2 separate regions of the Homo sapiens genome follow, and region 2 is linked to region 1. A link is an interaction called in ENCODE POLR2A ChIA-PET data of the cell type or tissue named here. Cell type or tissue: GM12878. All regions are shown on one strand.

Region 1 (8,000 bases):
GAACCCAGGAGACAGAGGTTGCAGTGAGCCAAGATTGCGCCACTGCACTCCAGCCTGGGTGACAGAGTGAGACTCTGTTTTAAAAAAATAAAACAACACACAAAATATTTGATACTGTTGAAACTTTTTTTGTTCTTGTCCCTTGGCTAAGGTAGAGATGTTTTATTAGGATGTTTTAATATTTCAATAGCAAACTCATATGGTAAACGAAACAAGAGGGTTAGTAAGGGAAATCATTTGGATTATATATAATAAAGAACTCTCTGGATGGTAAACATTATTGAATATAAGAAGAAAAGCTTCAAACTTTTTGGCCCTAAAAAATTTGCCCATAGGGTAAAAATAACAAAACTAGGCAAACACATTCCCTATAGGTTACAGAACAATGGAGGAATTAAAAGACAAATAAATTCCATTTCATAATATACTTGTCATACTTATGTAAAAGTTGTCATTCTTCTCACAAGCCCCTGCATCCCCCACAAAGGCAAACCTGAACAATAATTCTCATTAAAGTATACTTCCATAATCTACTATACTCAAAATGGCTGAAAAATTGGATGACTAAAATATTGAAATATTCTAAGAATTAAACAAACAGAATCACTATATTTAGCAAAATGCTCCTGTAAAATCATTGAACTATACTGAATCCCTTCAATTCCAATATTCGGAGATTCTATTATATATACAGAAGTAAGATTTCTGCTTATCATTTTTCCTCACAGTTTTTTTTCCTTCTTCCTCTACTGGATGATACCTTCAGGTGAATACATACCTTATGCTTATAAGACTATTAAACAAAAGAGATCTTAGAATGTAAGACCCAGGTACGCAGAAATCTTGTCTGTCTTGCTAACTACTTTATCCCTAGCATCTAGAGGGGGTCTGGCACATGTTAGACAAGCAATAAATATTTGCTGAGATTGAGTGAATCAAGATACATAACCCCAATCAAACAAGGCAATCTACTGGAAAATGACAGATGTACTTTTAATGCTAAGAACCAAAGCATGCTAACCTAATCTAAAAGATACATGGGAGATTAAAGTCATAGTTTTAAAAGTTTCATTTTAATATATGTAAAACAGATTGAAATCTAAGTATTTTCAGCTTCTAAAACTATTTTGCACTTGGTCTAAATTAAACAGTACAGAAGAATATACCAATACTCAGTTCCAGTCCATTCTCCAGTGATTTCTGTCTACTTTTGGATGTTTTTAAGCATTTAAAGATGGGTTTTTAAAAATATGTGGTCCACATCTTATAATCCTTATAATTCTTAAGTTTGAGAGGGTCCACACAATCACTTTATTTCATTGCCATTACTGGAAGTTTTCCCTATCTCATTTTAAAAAATTGCTTAACTGTATTTCATAATTTATTTAGCTACTTTCCCATTGACAGACATGTAAGTTTATTCTAACTTTTTTGTTGTTTTTCAAGCAATAAAATTTACAACCTGAGTGCACACCCTTCAAAAGATGTTCAAGGTACTGAAATCTGTCACATCTGCATATTGTAAATTGTGATACATATTGCCAAATTTCTTCCCAGAGAGTATACTAAGTTATCAGTCCCAACTGCAGTGTTATAGAGGATCAGTGTCTCTTGTTTTTTTTTCCTTTTAAACCGTTGCATAGTTTTCATTTTATAGTTATAATATATGTAACAGATATTTTAATATTCTAAAGCATTATATTCACAGACATTAAGATTGTTCATAATATTTGGCTATTATAATTAAGGCTGTAATGAACATCCTTCAACACAGACCTCTGTATACACGTGCTAGTATAGCTTGTGGAAATTGTATGAGCCAAAGAATATGTAGTTGGCAATGCTACCTCCAATTATAAATCAGCTTTCCATATATGCAGGAACCTGTCTTTAGGCTCTCCATCCTGTTCCCTTGAACAATTCACCTATCTCTACACAAATGTAATGCTATTTTAATTACTACAGCTTTATAATAAACCTTAATATAACATATATTGCCAATATAAAATATTTCAGAAGAATATAAATTAGTGGGCATTTGTAAGAAAACTGAGTTTAAGAAGGAAGTGACCAGACTACAGATAGTCTCATAACTCTTTTATCATAGGCACAAAATATAAGCAGAACTCAGCGGTATATTATTTTGAGACATATAAGTAGGCAAAAACCCATTTCTTTTTAAGGTAAGTAAACAATGCAATAAAAACTGAACTGAGGATAGTTGTATTTGGAGGATGAATCTGGCAGGATGAGATACGTAATTCAGTTTGGAGGTGGCTTCATGGGTGTTTGTTTTACTATTATGCTTCATAACTTGTGTACATATAACATATGTGCTAGCTTTAACAATTCAAAATCCTTCACAAATCGCCCAGAACAATCAGGAGATACATTAAAAACAAATATGACTTAATATCTTAGAATTTTTAGAAGCTAGATAAATGAGAAACTTTTCTCCTTTTGAGGGAATATAGTACAATTTCACAATGTGTAACAAGCATTCAACCTCTGTTGCTAAGTAACAATAATCTGAATTTGTGCATTCAAAAGGAGTATTTCTGTAATTTTTTAAGAGGATATATATATAAGGACAAAAAAAGTTTGATAGATTTCTGTTTAAACACACCACACGCTTCTCTTGCTTGTGTTAGATGTCACCAAGGAATTACTGACTATAAGATGGTAGGCATGAAGGTTTTGGTTTTAGGCAGCTGCCAAGGCTCACTTCACATCTTTACCACTCCCTCCCCAGAGCACTCTGAAAGTAAGAATCCTTTAAATAAACAGGAGCACAATACTTTAAGAAGCAACAAGGCGAACCGATACTGTATGAGGAGGAAAACAGAGATTGGGCCATCACAAAGCTGAGCTTCCACTTTTGTGGGTCCTTCTTGGGCATAGTACATAGATCATGGCTGTGGGATGGAACACATACAACCTTTCTCTTATAAGGATGTTGAATTCCTCTCTTTGAAACAAATACATCAAACTGATGTTCTTGGCAAATTCCTGAATTTCAACAGTTACTGTTTTATTAGGCATGACCTTCTTATCCTTTATTGAGGCGAGAAGAATTTTGGCAAAATATTCACCTTTTTTGCTCCTTAAGGTATGGGACTTAGTTCTGTATTTGTGGCTTTCATTTCAAAGTGAATCAAAGATTTGTATTCTGTGACATAGTAATGAAAAATATTATGTCCAGAGTAGTGGTGGCAAATATTTTTTTGATATGGGGTTAAAAATCTCTTCATAATAGAGTAGCTCTAACCGATTTGTTTTCTCTTCCATTTTCTGTTGCTTTAATTTCTATTCAGCTCTTACACATATCTGAAAAATCTGGAAATTCTGAAGTTTCTGAAATAGACAACTAGGCTTCAGTTTGCTGGTATAACTGCTGAAAGCCTTTTAGAAGCATACTACTTACTAAAATTTTTAATTTTATTAAGCTTGTGGGGGGAAATAGCATGTCTTCTTAATAATTTCATGTATTAGATTTACCCTTTCATGAGTGTTTCATGCCATTGCAAAAGTAAAAGAAAAATAAAACATCTCTTGACCTTAGCTTTTTATTTGCCAGTCATTAAAATGCAATATGATGGTGAATTTACATTGGTCTAAAGTGCAACATTCAAAGTCAATTACAAACACATCTGGCTTATTTTAATTGGACTGTTTATTAAGAAGACTGTTCACATCCAAAAAGATATAATTCATTGTTTTGAAATATATATATGTGTGTATGTGTATGTGTGTGTGTGTGTCAAATACACATAGTACTAATTGCACTTTCAATGTTTTGAGCTTCTACCAACAAAATACACTAAGAAATGTGAACATGTTACATCTACCTTTATCAATGTTACTTTTCCAACTTACACTCCTACATATTTTAAATTAATGCTTAAAAATGACTTCATTTTTCCAAAGAGCTAGGATGGCTATCCAGCAAATCCACTCATGGGTAAAGTGACTAGAGAAGACCACTTAGAGAAGGTGGTAATTAAGAGACTTGAAAAGAGACAAGAAGGGAGCTATCTAAAAACATGGGGAAAGAAATTCTCAAGGTAGCTGGAAACACAAGGAAAAAACTCCAAAAGGGGGGTGCAGACTTGGTTTGATGGAGAACTGGTAAGAAATCCATTAAGATTGGAGCAAAATTACCAAGGAGGAGACTGGTAGGGGAGGAGATCAGAGAAGTAGATGGAGGCCAGAGCATAAAGGGCCCTAAAGGTTTGCAGTTTGATGGGAAGACATTGGAGAGTTTTCAGCAGGAGTATGACCATGCTTTGTTTGAAAAATATCGTACAAATTATTACGTGGAAAACAGACTGTAGCGGGACAAGAGTGGAAGAAGAAAAGCCAGCTAGGAGACTTTCAGTCTGGAAAAGATATAAATTTGACCAGAATATTGGCAATGGTGGCTTAAGAACAGTTCAGGTTTAGGATTTTAAGACAGGACCAACTTGAGTTGCTGATGGATTGGAAGTATAGATGAAAGGAAAAGAGAAATAAAAGGCGATTCTTTGAATAATAGTGTCCTATCCTGAGATATGATAGACTGGAGCTGGAGTGAGTTGGCCAGAGGAAAACTGTTTTGTTTCAGACATGATAAATTTGTCTAATCTCATCAGACATGTTGGAGATGTCAGATATAGGGGTCTGCAGTTCAGGGGAGATATCAGGCCTTGAAATAAAAACGTGGACGTCATCTCCATATAGAAGGCATTTAAAGCACAGATAAAAATATTTAGGGAATGAAAGTGGATAAAAGAGAAAAGGTTACAGGACTAAGTCCTGGGACACTCGGGGATGTCCAAGGAAGAGAATACAGTCATGGGTTCTTAGTTTCTGTTTCTGATTGGGCCAGTAAAGTCCCTTCCCCATCGCTCTTTTCTGCTTATCACTAGAAACAGAAACTAAAAACCACGGCTTCAAGCTGCTAAAAACCTAAAGCAAAACAAAACAGAACAAAAACAACAAAATAAGGCGGGTTGCACAAGCTTGCTAGCACATGATCTTGTAAGAGAACAGTGGGATATTCGATTCAACAGATAATTATTGTAATGGGTTGAATTGTGTCCCCCAAAAAGATATGTTCAAGTCCTACCCCCACACTTGTGAATGTGAGCTTATTTGGAAATAGGGTTTTTGCTGATGTAATTAAGATGTAAACTGAGATGGGCTCTTACTGGATTAGGGTAGGGCTTCAATCCAATCACTAGTGTCTTTACACGAAGAGAAACAGAGACACAGATACAAAGGAGAAGTCTATGTGAAGATGGAGGCCGAATCACTAGAAGCTAAGACAGAGGCATGGAACAGACTTCCTTAGAGCCTTTGAGAGCATGGCCCTGATGACATCTTGATTTGGGGCTTCTGGCCTACAGAATTGTGAGAAAATAAATTTATCTTGTTTCAAGCCCCTCAGTTTGTTGTAAATTGCCACAGTAGCCCTAGGAAACAAACAGTTATTTTCCAGATTGTTAAGGTCCTCATATATCAGAGTAGTGTTTCTTACAACGTGTTCCACAAAATGCCATTTCTGTACAGCATGTGTCCTGCTTATTAAAAATAAAAAAAATACCTTTAAGTCAAGTAAGTTTGGGAAATGGAGGATTAAAAATGTTCACTTTCTATGAACTTCTCAGAATCACTGAAAGAGACTCTGAACCAATTTCAGGATAATAGTTTTATATAAAATACATGTTAAGAATAATTTGGACTCTAAAATATTCAACATAATCTGGCCAGTGGTTTGAACTAACGCAGTGCTGGGTGCCTTAACTTTGAACGTCAGAAAATTTAGGCCTAACCTCTTCACCACAACATTCAAAGCCATCATTCGCATTCCATGAAGACTTCAAATCAGAGTTCCTGTCTCCTATTCTTTGAGAATACTTCTTGACTTTAGAGTATATTCCACATCTATCTATTTAGATAGTTCAAAAATGTCAACATATAAAGAAGCTGTGTAACTTCCCAGCATGCACAAGATGAATTACAGATGCTCTTTTAGAGCATGAAAAATGGGTATAAAGAGTCTTAAAACCTTTTGACCACAACTAAAGAACTATTTTTTTCTTTTGTTTTAAAGATGCCTGGTAAGTAAATTCTCTGTTTTGAGTCATCTAAAGTAAGTTCATCGTATTTGCATAGTTCTGTCTTTTTACCCCAAACTACCAAATAATCCACTGGGAAATGGAAATACTCATTTTTGCTCTTCAAGAAATCATCTGGGCAGAATCTACTATAACTTTCCATATGTAAAGTTTAATGAATTTGAAAAGAAAATAATTCTGGTAACAACTGTTTCCAACAATTTCCAAAGAAAATCTAAAAATTTCCAAAACAACTTAAAAAACAAAAGCCATAGATTTAGAATTTTAGAGAAAAGCAAAGGTGGATAATATTGTATAGTAGCTGCACAGAAATCCTATCTTGGGGTTCTGATCCATAAGGCTATATTTACATATTAATAAATATGTTCCACATCCTACTTTATAGAGTTCAATGGTAAATAAACAATTTATCTCAAATATAAGATGAATTGATTCCGGCAAGGCAGGCTAACTTATCTTAATATAACAGGCCACATAAAGTTTTTCAACCTAATTTGATTACATGCTCCAAAACAATGAAAAACCTTTTCCTATATCTTTTTTTTCAAGATCATGATATAATAAAAATATTACAATCTGTTGGATAGTCTTTTCTAAATTAAATTAACATAGGGATCCCAAATATATCATTTAGGTTACTGCTGAAGTAACAAACACAACTTCTGCTGTATTTTTATCAATTCAACTTTTATAGATTTTAGCAATCCTATTGTTTCAATCTAAAGAACAATATCTGTCAATTACTATGTATCCTTCCTTTTGTTTTGACCTTTAACAATTTAAACCTAATATTAGCAGAAGTTAGATGACCTTTAAGTTCTTGTCTTCCTATACTATCTTTAAATTCTCAAATGATTGATATTTCACTTTGTGTTTCAATCTACAGAAACAAGCAAGAGAGACTGTCCACAAGTCTTATTCTTTTCTTTGCACACACATATGGAAACTTACTTTATATTACATGACAAATAATCCTATAATGCTAGATTAAGTCTGACCTTTTCTTGTTTTAACTGTTAATACTTGTTGATTGGTAGTACTTGCTCCCTGCTATGCACAGGTGACCTCTTTATGTGCTGTATTAGTTATCTATCGGTGTGCAACAAAGCATCCCAAAACCTAGTGGCTTAAAATGAAAAGCAACAAATATTTATCATCTCACAGTTTCTATGGGTCAAGAAACTGGGCACTGTTACAGGAGTGCCTCTGGGTCATGTTCTTTACTGAAGTTGTAATCAAGTTGTAGGCTAGGACTCTAGTCATCTCAAAGTTCAACTGGGGAAGGATCTGCTTCCAAACCCACTCAGTAGCTGTTGAGAGGCCTCAAAATATCCAGCTCCAATCTAGCCCATGTGAGCCTCTCCATAAGGCTGCCTAATGAGATGGCAGCTGGTTTCCCCCAAAATAAGCAATCCAAGAGAATATGAAAGAAAGCAAGAGTGCACCATGAGAGTGAGAGAGCACTCAAGACAGAAGCCACAATCTTTTAATAGCCCAATCTCACTCAGTCCAGCCGAGACTCAAAGGCAGGGGATTAATAAGGACAAAGTACCATTGGAGACATCTACAATGTATTATCAAATTTTTATTCTCTTGGTAACTGTATGAATGAAGCCACTAAGGCTTAGCGAAGTTATGACTTGCCCAAGTAGCAGGGCTAGGACTGAAATCCAGGTGCATATGACACCCAAATCTATTCTTTAAACCACAATACTACGCTGCCTTCTCAGATAAGAACTTCAGTTATGGCTAGAGGCCTTGGCACAATATCTGTTTTGCTGTAAATATGCAGGAGTTTCTTGCATTGCATTACACTAATGCAAAAACCTGTCAAGGTGCCAAAAGCCCTGTAGATGCAGTCATTAAACCATGTAATTATCT
Region 2 (8,000 bases), 160 kb before region 1:
ACTACCTATTTGGAACTAAGGGATAAATGGATGACTACTGTTCCCAGTTAGATACTCTGAGCATGAAGGAGCTGATATCTTAAGTACTTCAAATTATTTTATGGAACACTCCTGGGCCTCAGCAAACGAATCAGGAAGATTTGATAAAGGCAAGTCCTCACTATGCATCAAATCTTGCTCCTCCTGCGTGTCCTCCATGAATCACTGTCAACTATTCTAGCCGATTATTGATCTTCCCATTTTACAATGTCTTAAAAGGCACTTCAAAAATCCCCTATAAAACATTTAACCCTTTGTCCTACACTATCTTATACTGTTCTGTTTGTTTGAAGTACGTTATTGTTCTTTTAGCAATATTGGAAGATGCCTGAGTATATAAATCATATTTTCTAGAACTAAGACCACTTCAAAATCATTCAAATTCAAGGCTGGAAGCATTGTAGTTATTCAAAAATAATGTAGAAAAATCATAGTGCATAATGGAAAGAAAATGGGCAGTCATATAGACAAAAATGTAAGCCCTTCTTCCATCCATTAACCATACGAATTTGAGAAAGTTTAATTGTAAACGTTGTGAGAATCAAAGAAGATGATAGCACAAAGACACCTAGTGAGATTTCGTAGCTACAAACTGAATAAATGAGTGAATGAAAGAATTTCCATGAAAAGATATAAAATATGCTAAAGAATGTGCCAGATCAGAAAAAAAAAGAAATATAAAAGAGTTGAAACAGCCAGAATCTTCAAAGGCCAGAAGTAGGTGAGAACACAGCATATTGTGAAACTGGCCGGTGGTCAGTTTAACTCAAAGTTAGAGTAAAAGAGTGGCAGACAGGACTTCCACTTTTGGCCAAGGTAGACTAATAGAGACCAGATGTACCCTCCTGCCTGAATAAAATAATTAGACTAAATGTATGAAACAATATTTTCAAAACACTGGATATAAGCAATGAAGGACAATGATCCCTAAGATATGGGAAGCATATGAAGCAAGTATTATTTTGTCCAGGCTTAGGTCGTTAGTGAGTTTACATGCCTCACAGCCAGGAGAGAGAACTCTAGCAGAGTCCAACAAACTCCCTAAGTTGAGGACACAGGGCTGAGGGTCTGAGAAAACCACAATGGCTAGAGTTAGCAGGATAGAGTACTGGAGAAGTAAGTGCTGCATTGAGCAAGAACTACAAATATTTGTAGAGGGTCTTGCTGGAATCGTCAGCAGAGTTTATAGATCACCACATTCGTGTTAGAAAATAATCTAAAGCCAGGGAAAGAATCATCCAAAAAGGATTAAAGAGAGTAGTACCCAGCACTCATGTAAGGCCAGGAACATTGCTTGTTCCCACCAGCCAGACTGGAAAACCTCAAAATTCACATGGCATTGGTAAGAACACTCAGAAGGGTCTTGCCTCAGAAGTGGAGAATAATTTGGCATAGACAATGCAACACTCTGGTCCCACCTAACAAACTTTAAAAGCAAAACCCAAAGGATTAAACAGTTTCCAAGTAACATAACTGCATCCAAAAACAAAGCTCAAGAACAAAGGTAAAATTCAACAGTCTGGAATTCAATAAAACATTAGTCCTGCCCAGAAGAATTCAAAACTATTTATGTATACACTCCACCCTCAAGGAGGGTGCTCCCCACTCCTTACACATGGACTATGCATAGTGACTTCCTTCAAAACAGCACAGTATGAAAATGAGGGGAAAGATTACTTTACAGTGGAGAAATGTGACAAGCATTATCTCAGGCAGGTGATCAAGGATAACATCAATAGTAATAAATCATGTCAGTAATAGGTATCCTTGATATGATGTGATGACACCAGCAGTTTTCCTCTCAAAAACAGAAAATCCCAGTGTAATCATGAGAAAAACATCAGAAAAATGTCAGTTGAGGGACATTCTACAAAATACCTGACTTGTACTCCTCAAACCTATCAAGGTCATCAAAAACAGGAAAAGTCTGAGAAACTGTCATAGCCAAAAACAGCCTAAGGTCATGTGACTGCTGAATGTGATTTGGTATCCTAGATATGACTATTAGGATCAGAAAAAGACACTGTAAAAAAAATAAGGAAATCCGAATACATTATGGAATTTAGTTAGTAATAATATATCAGTATTAGTTCATTAATTATCACAAATATACAACACTAATGTAAGATGCTAACAGTAGGGTAAATTTAGTGTGGAGTATGTGGTGACTCTCTGTCCTATCTTCACCGTTTTTCTGTAAATTTAAAACTGTCCTAAAACGGGAAGGCTTTGTGAAATCAAATAGAATTGTAAAAAATTTCCAGGCATCTGAAGAAGCAGGGAAATATGACCCTCAACATGGAGAAAAAATTAAATCAATTAAAACTGCTCCATAACTAATACAGATGTTATTATTAACAGGTAAGAACACTAAAATGGTTATAATTGAATTCCACATGTTCAAAAAGCATGTAGAGGCATGGAAGACAACAAGACAGTCCTCAAATTTCCACAGTTGAAAACATCAATGTCTGAGATGAGAAATACATTGGATATAATTAATGACAAATTAGACGTTGCCGAAAAAAGGACTATTTAAGTAGAAGTTATAGAATCTCCTACAAAAGAGAGACAGAGAATTTTAGAAAATTAACAAAGTAAAAGTGAGCTGTGAGATAACTTCAAATACCCTACTATGCATGTAACTGGAGTCTTCATGAAAGGAAAGCAGAAAAAAAATTGCAAAAGTAATAGCTAAAATTTTTTCCACATTTGATGGGAAATATAATCCCATAGATACAGGAAGCTCAATAAATACAAAGCACAAAAAATGTCAAGAAAGCTGCACCAAAGCACATTACGATCAAACTGTTGAAAATCAATGATAAAGAGAAAATTTCAAAAACAGCCAGAGTGAAAAGATACATTAAGCACTGAAGAAAAGGATGGCAGATGTTCCATCAGAAACAATGCAGGCAAGAAGACAGTGAGCAACATCTTTAAAATAGTCTCACAGAAACAAAACAAAAACTTGCCAACCTAGAATTCTATATCCAGTGTGTAACTTTCAGAAATATAAACAAATACTTTTTTAGGCAACAAAAGCTGAGAGAATTTATTACAAGGAGATCTGTACTATAAGAGATATACAAGAAAATTATTTAGGCAAAAAGAAATATGATACCAGACTTGCACCTTCATAAAGACATGAAGATTTTCAAATATAATTAAAATGAATGTAAATATTTTAAAATACATTTTTCTTATCTTTAGACTTTCCAAAAAATAATTGATTTAGAGTGATTTTGGATAATGAGTAGAAAGGTCAGTGGAACAGGGGAGAGAATCCAGACAAAGATCTAGATACTTATGATAAAATAATTTTAACAGAGATACAAATTCAATTAAATGAAAAAAACCTTTTCAGCAAACAGAGCTAAACTGAACAACCATATGCAAAACAATGAATCTCACATACCTTATCTAAAAATTAACTTAAAATGGCTTATAAGCCTATGTGACAAACTACAGAATTTATAGAATAAAACACAGGAAAATATTTTTGTCTTTTGGTTAGGCAATGAGTTATTAGATGCAACAACAACAAAAAAGCACAATCTTTAAAAGAAAAATAATGACGAATTGGACTTCATCAAAATTAAAAATTTTTGCTCTTTGAAACACACTGTTGAGATTGAGAAGATGAGCCAGAGACTAGAAGTAAATGTGTGCAAAATACATGTCTAATGAAGAATTTGTATTCAGAATATATAAGGAACTTTATAAAAATAAAAATAAAATGAATAACTAAAGCCAAAAAAATTCGAACACTTCACCAAAGAAAATATAGGATGGCAAAAAACCATATGAGAAAATACTCAACACCTTTAGTCATTAAGGAAATGCAAATTTGAACACTACTCAATATCACTACTCACCTATTACAATGGCTAAAAGGAAAAAAAAAAAAAAGCTGATGAAACCAAGTGCTGGTGAGAGAGTAAAGAGCCTGAAATTCTTAGATATTTCCAGTGAGAATGTGAAATGGTACATGACTTTGGGAAGCAGATTGGAAGCTTCCTATAAAATTAAACATACATTTACTATATAACCTAGGAATCCCACTCCTAGTCATTTACCAAAATGAAACTAAAACTTAAATCTATAAAAATATGTGCATGCAAATGTTAATGATGGCTTTAGTTATAATCATCCAAAACTGGAAACAACTCCAATCTTTTTTGACATTAATGTGAATAAACTGTGGTAGAGTTATACCGTAGAATATTACTTACCAATAAAGAGGGAATAAATTACTGATAAACATAACAACATGGAAAAATCTTAAATATATTATACTAAGTGAAAGAAGCCAGTCACAAAAGGCTACAGAGTCTGAGTCCACTTACGTGACATTATGAAAAAGGCAAAGCCTAAGCCACAGAAGTCAGACTGGCATTGTCGAGGAATGTGGGTAGAAGGAGAAATTGACTACAAAAAGACACAGGGAAATCTGGAGGGGGTGGAAGTGGTGAAGCTGTTTTATATCTTGATTGTGGTGGCTACATGACTGTATGCATTTGTCAAAATTTGCAGAACTGAATGCTAAAAATGCTAATTTTACTGTCTATTGAGAAAATAGTAGCAGCATATTATGTATTTGTAGTATATGTAAAAGCAAAATGTGTAAGAACTATAGCATAAAAATGGGAAGGAAGAATTGGAAACACACTGTTATAACATTCTTAAACTACATATGAAGCAGTATAATATTCAAATTGGATTGTGATGATTGTAGAACTCGTGGAGATGGTAGAATGATAGTTACCAGAGGCTGGGAATGGTAGTGGGAGTGGGGAGAGTGGGGAGTGGTTAATGGCTACAAAATTATGTTAGATAGAATGAATAAGATCTAGTATTTGTTAGCACAACAGGGTGACTATGGTCAATAATAACTGTACATTTAAAAATAACTAAAATAGTATAATTTGATTGTAACACAAAGAAAGGATAAATGCTTGAGGTGACGAATACCCTCACTTACTCTGATGTGACCATTATGCATTGTATGCCTATATACACCTGCTATGTACCCACGAAAATTTAAAATATTTTTAAAAGAACATATATTGTAAATTTTTGGACAGTTACCAAAATTTTTTAAGAGATAGGAATAAGCCCACCATGAAGATAATATGAAATAATATAAAAGCAACTCATCCAAGAACAGGCAGAAAAAAGTGGAGCAAAGAACCGATTAAACAAATTGAAAATAATAAGCAAGAGGGTGGCTTTAAATCCAACAAATTAACAAAGACAATAAAGATAGATGGTCTGAACATACCAATTTATAAACAAAAGAAAACAAAAACAAAAACTTTCCAAGTTACAGGGTCAGTTATAGAACTCGTAGATTCAAATTAGGTTAGTAAAGTAGCAAGGACTTTTTAAAAAGCAGGTCTAAGTCAGGAGAGAATTAAACAGAAAAGGGAAATTTTCTAATAAGCCTTCATACAAGATTCTGCTTTTAAATAAGCCTAATTAGGTGAAAGCTTTGTGAAGGCAGAGCTTTGGAGGAAGCAGCTGTCCCATCATGTTTTGCCCAGATGTGGTTTGGGAATGGGGGACAGCAGACAGGAGACCAGTTTTCAACATCCAGTCAGTCCCTTGTTCCATCCCCAGCTCAACCACTGACTCACCATATAATTATGGCAATTTGCTCAGATTTACTTTCTTAAATTTTTGAAATATGCAAAATAATACTTAATCTTCACCTTACTTACTGGGAAAGGATAAGGAGAGACAGGATAGGCTCCCTAAAATATTGTGAACTTCTCAGTTCAGGAACACTTAATTACTGTTCCTTTTCAAAACCAATAAATTTTCACCTGATTTTTCTTGCTTTTTATGCAGAAGGCTAATATTAAATTATATCCTTTATAACCTATTTTCTTTTTCCAAACTAATTTTGTTAGAAAATCATGAGATTGAAAGTTACAATGTTAAGTTTGACCTTGGAAAATTCTGTGACTGAAGAGGAAGCCAAATGTCATGTATCACTACATTTTGTAAAGAAATTGATCCTTTGAAAAATAGATTGGCTTCAAAACGAATTTTTAAAAGATCTGTAAGAACCTTTTCTTGCAAAACGGAAATACACACTGATAATTTATCTTTATTTCTGTGAAGTCTACAACCCAACAGATTACCCCTTCTTGCCCAGTAGCAGGAGTGACCACACACCATCAAAGTCGGGCAGATGCTATTGATTTCTTTTTTCTTTTCTTTTTTTTTAATCCTTTAAGTTCTGGGGTGATGCTGTTGATTTCTATTCAACTATCATTTATTTATTTCTTGCTAATGGGACCCTTGATTTTTTTTTTTGGTGGGGGGCAACAATGTACACCTTCCTGACCAAAAGGTCATGAATTTTAAAGCATCATTTCTCAGAAGGAAAGCTGCTGTCAGTAGAAGAAAGGGAGCTAATTATTAGTTACACAGGACTATACTGCCCATGGTGAGAATTTTTGCATCTTGCCATGGCACATTAAAGGTCAGGAGTATTTCCTGGTCACTGTGATAACTAGAAAATATTCTCTACCATTTCCAAGTGCTCACCTACAGAGTAATGTTCTCTGTTGAGAAACCCTTGGACCAAGCTGTTTTAGTCTGTTGGGCTGCCATAGCAACCTACCATGGACAAGGTGGCTTAAATAACAAAACTTTATTTTCTCACAGTTCTGGAGGCTAGAAGTCCAAGATTAAGGTGTTGGCAGGTCTGGTTTCTTCTGCGGCCTCTCCCTTTGGCTTGCAGGTGGATGCCTCCTTGCTTTGTTCTCACATGACCATTCCTCTGGGTGCATGCACTTCTGCTATTTCTGTGTGTCCAAGTTCTCTCTTCTTTTAAGGCTACCAGTCAGATTGGATTAGGCCCCACAATGAAGGTCTCATTACCTGTTTGAAGACCCTATCTCTAAATATAGTCACATTCTGAATTACTAGTCATTAGAACTTCCACATGTGAATTTTGGGGAAACAAATTTCAGCTCATAACACAGACCAAACATTAAAATCCTGCTGCCCTTTTTTAGATACATTGACAGGTAAACTGAGACACAATAAAAAGTCTGAAGAGTTTATTTGAACAAACAGTGATTCATAAATTAGGAAGCACCAAACCAAAAGAGGTTTCAGGCTCTTTTGAAGAAGTGTAAGGGACAGGCTTTTATAGGGTGAATGTAGAAGTAAAGCAAAGACAATACCAGACTGGTTACAGTTACACAGCTCTCTTATTTGGTCTGTCCCTCTGGAAAGTCCCTTGTTATAGACCTCTAATAAGTTACTTGGCAGCTTCTCATTGGTTGAGTTTAAGATTCATTTTTCTCTAATACAAGCATTTCTTGTAAATGCTTGTAAATGCCAAATTTAACTTATGTTTGTAATCAAGTGAGGTTAAGGTTACTTTCAATTCCTAATGGTTTTGTCTGCTCAGGAATTTTCCAGGGCTGTTCTCCACCTTAAATCACTTTAACAGACATTAGACTTCCCAACCTTCTAAGGTTGAATTTAATAAAGGTCATGGGACCCAGTTCTGCCCAATGAGGTGTCAAAGGAAGTCGGCTTGGTGTGGGTGTGGGGGAGCTTATGGGAAAGCTTTTGCTTTTCTGATAAAAGGGTTATGCATGGCCAGTCTCACTCCTAGCCCTTTCTTTCAGCCTTGAATGCTGATATGATTGGTGCCTGTGACCATGAGAAAAAGATTACAGAATGGCAGAGATACCATCTTAGACCCTGACATAATTGTCATTGAAGCAATCTACCTCTGAGTGTCTTGTCACATGAGAAAAATTAGCTGTTTAAGTTTCTGTAGGTCATGTTTTCTGTCATTTGCTACTGAAAGCACTCTTAGCAGATGCAACCTGAAAATATCTGAGAAATCCTGCTCGAAGTTGTGAAATCTATAGACAGACACTTACTCATATTGTTCCCTTGTTATTCTTTTAATGTCTGTAGGTCTTTAG

Evidence for each region. Peaks named below come from ENCODE experiments on the same cell type or tissue, not always from the same donor. Only the 100,000 strongest peaks of a DNase experiment are listed, where the experiment ranks them.
Region 2: POLR2A ChIA-PET joins it to region 1 with 7 read pairs; 2 of 35 experiments call an interaction of 5 or more read pairs at or near these places.

Annotation. Positions count from the first base shown.
Region 1 is chr12:28,540,369-28,548,368 of GRCh38, reverse strand. The region is part of intron 12 of CCDC91 (coiled-coil domain containing 91); the gene reads right to left. Among named protein-coding and RNA genes, the nearest start is that of CCDC91, 350 kb to the right of the region's middle. In GM12878, no CTCF peak of the experiment used is centred here; DNase peaks (open chromatin) are centred at 4,958 and 5,195; H3K27ac peaks cover 672 bases.
Region 2 is chr12:28,698,500-28,706,499 of GRCh38, reverse strand. No RefSeq gene overlaps it. Among named protein-coding and RNA genes, the nearest start is that of FAR2, 450 kb to the left of the region's middle. In GM12878, no CTCF peak of the experiment used is centred here; no DNase peak of the experiment used is centred here.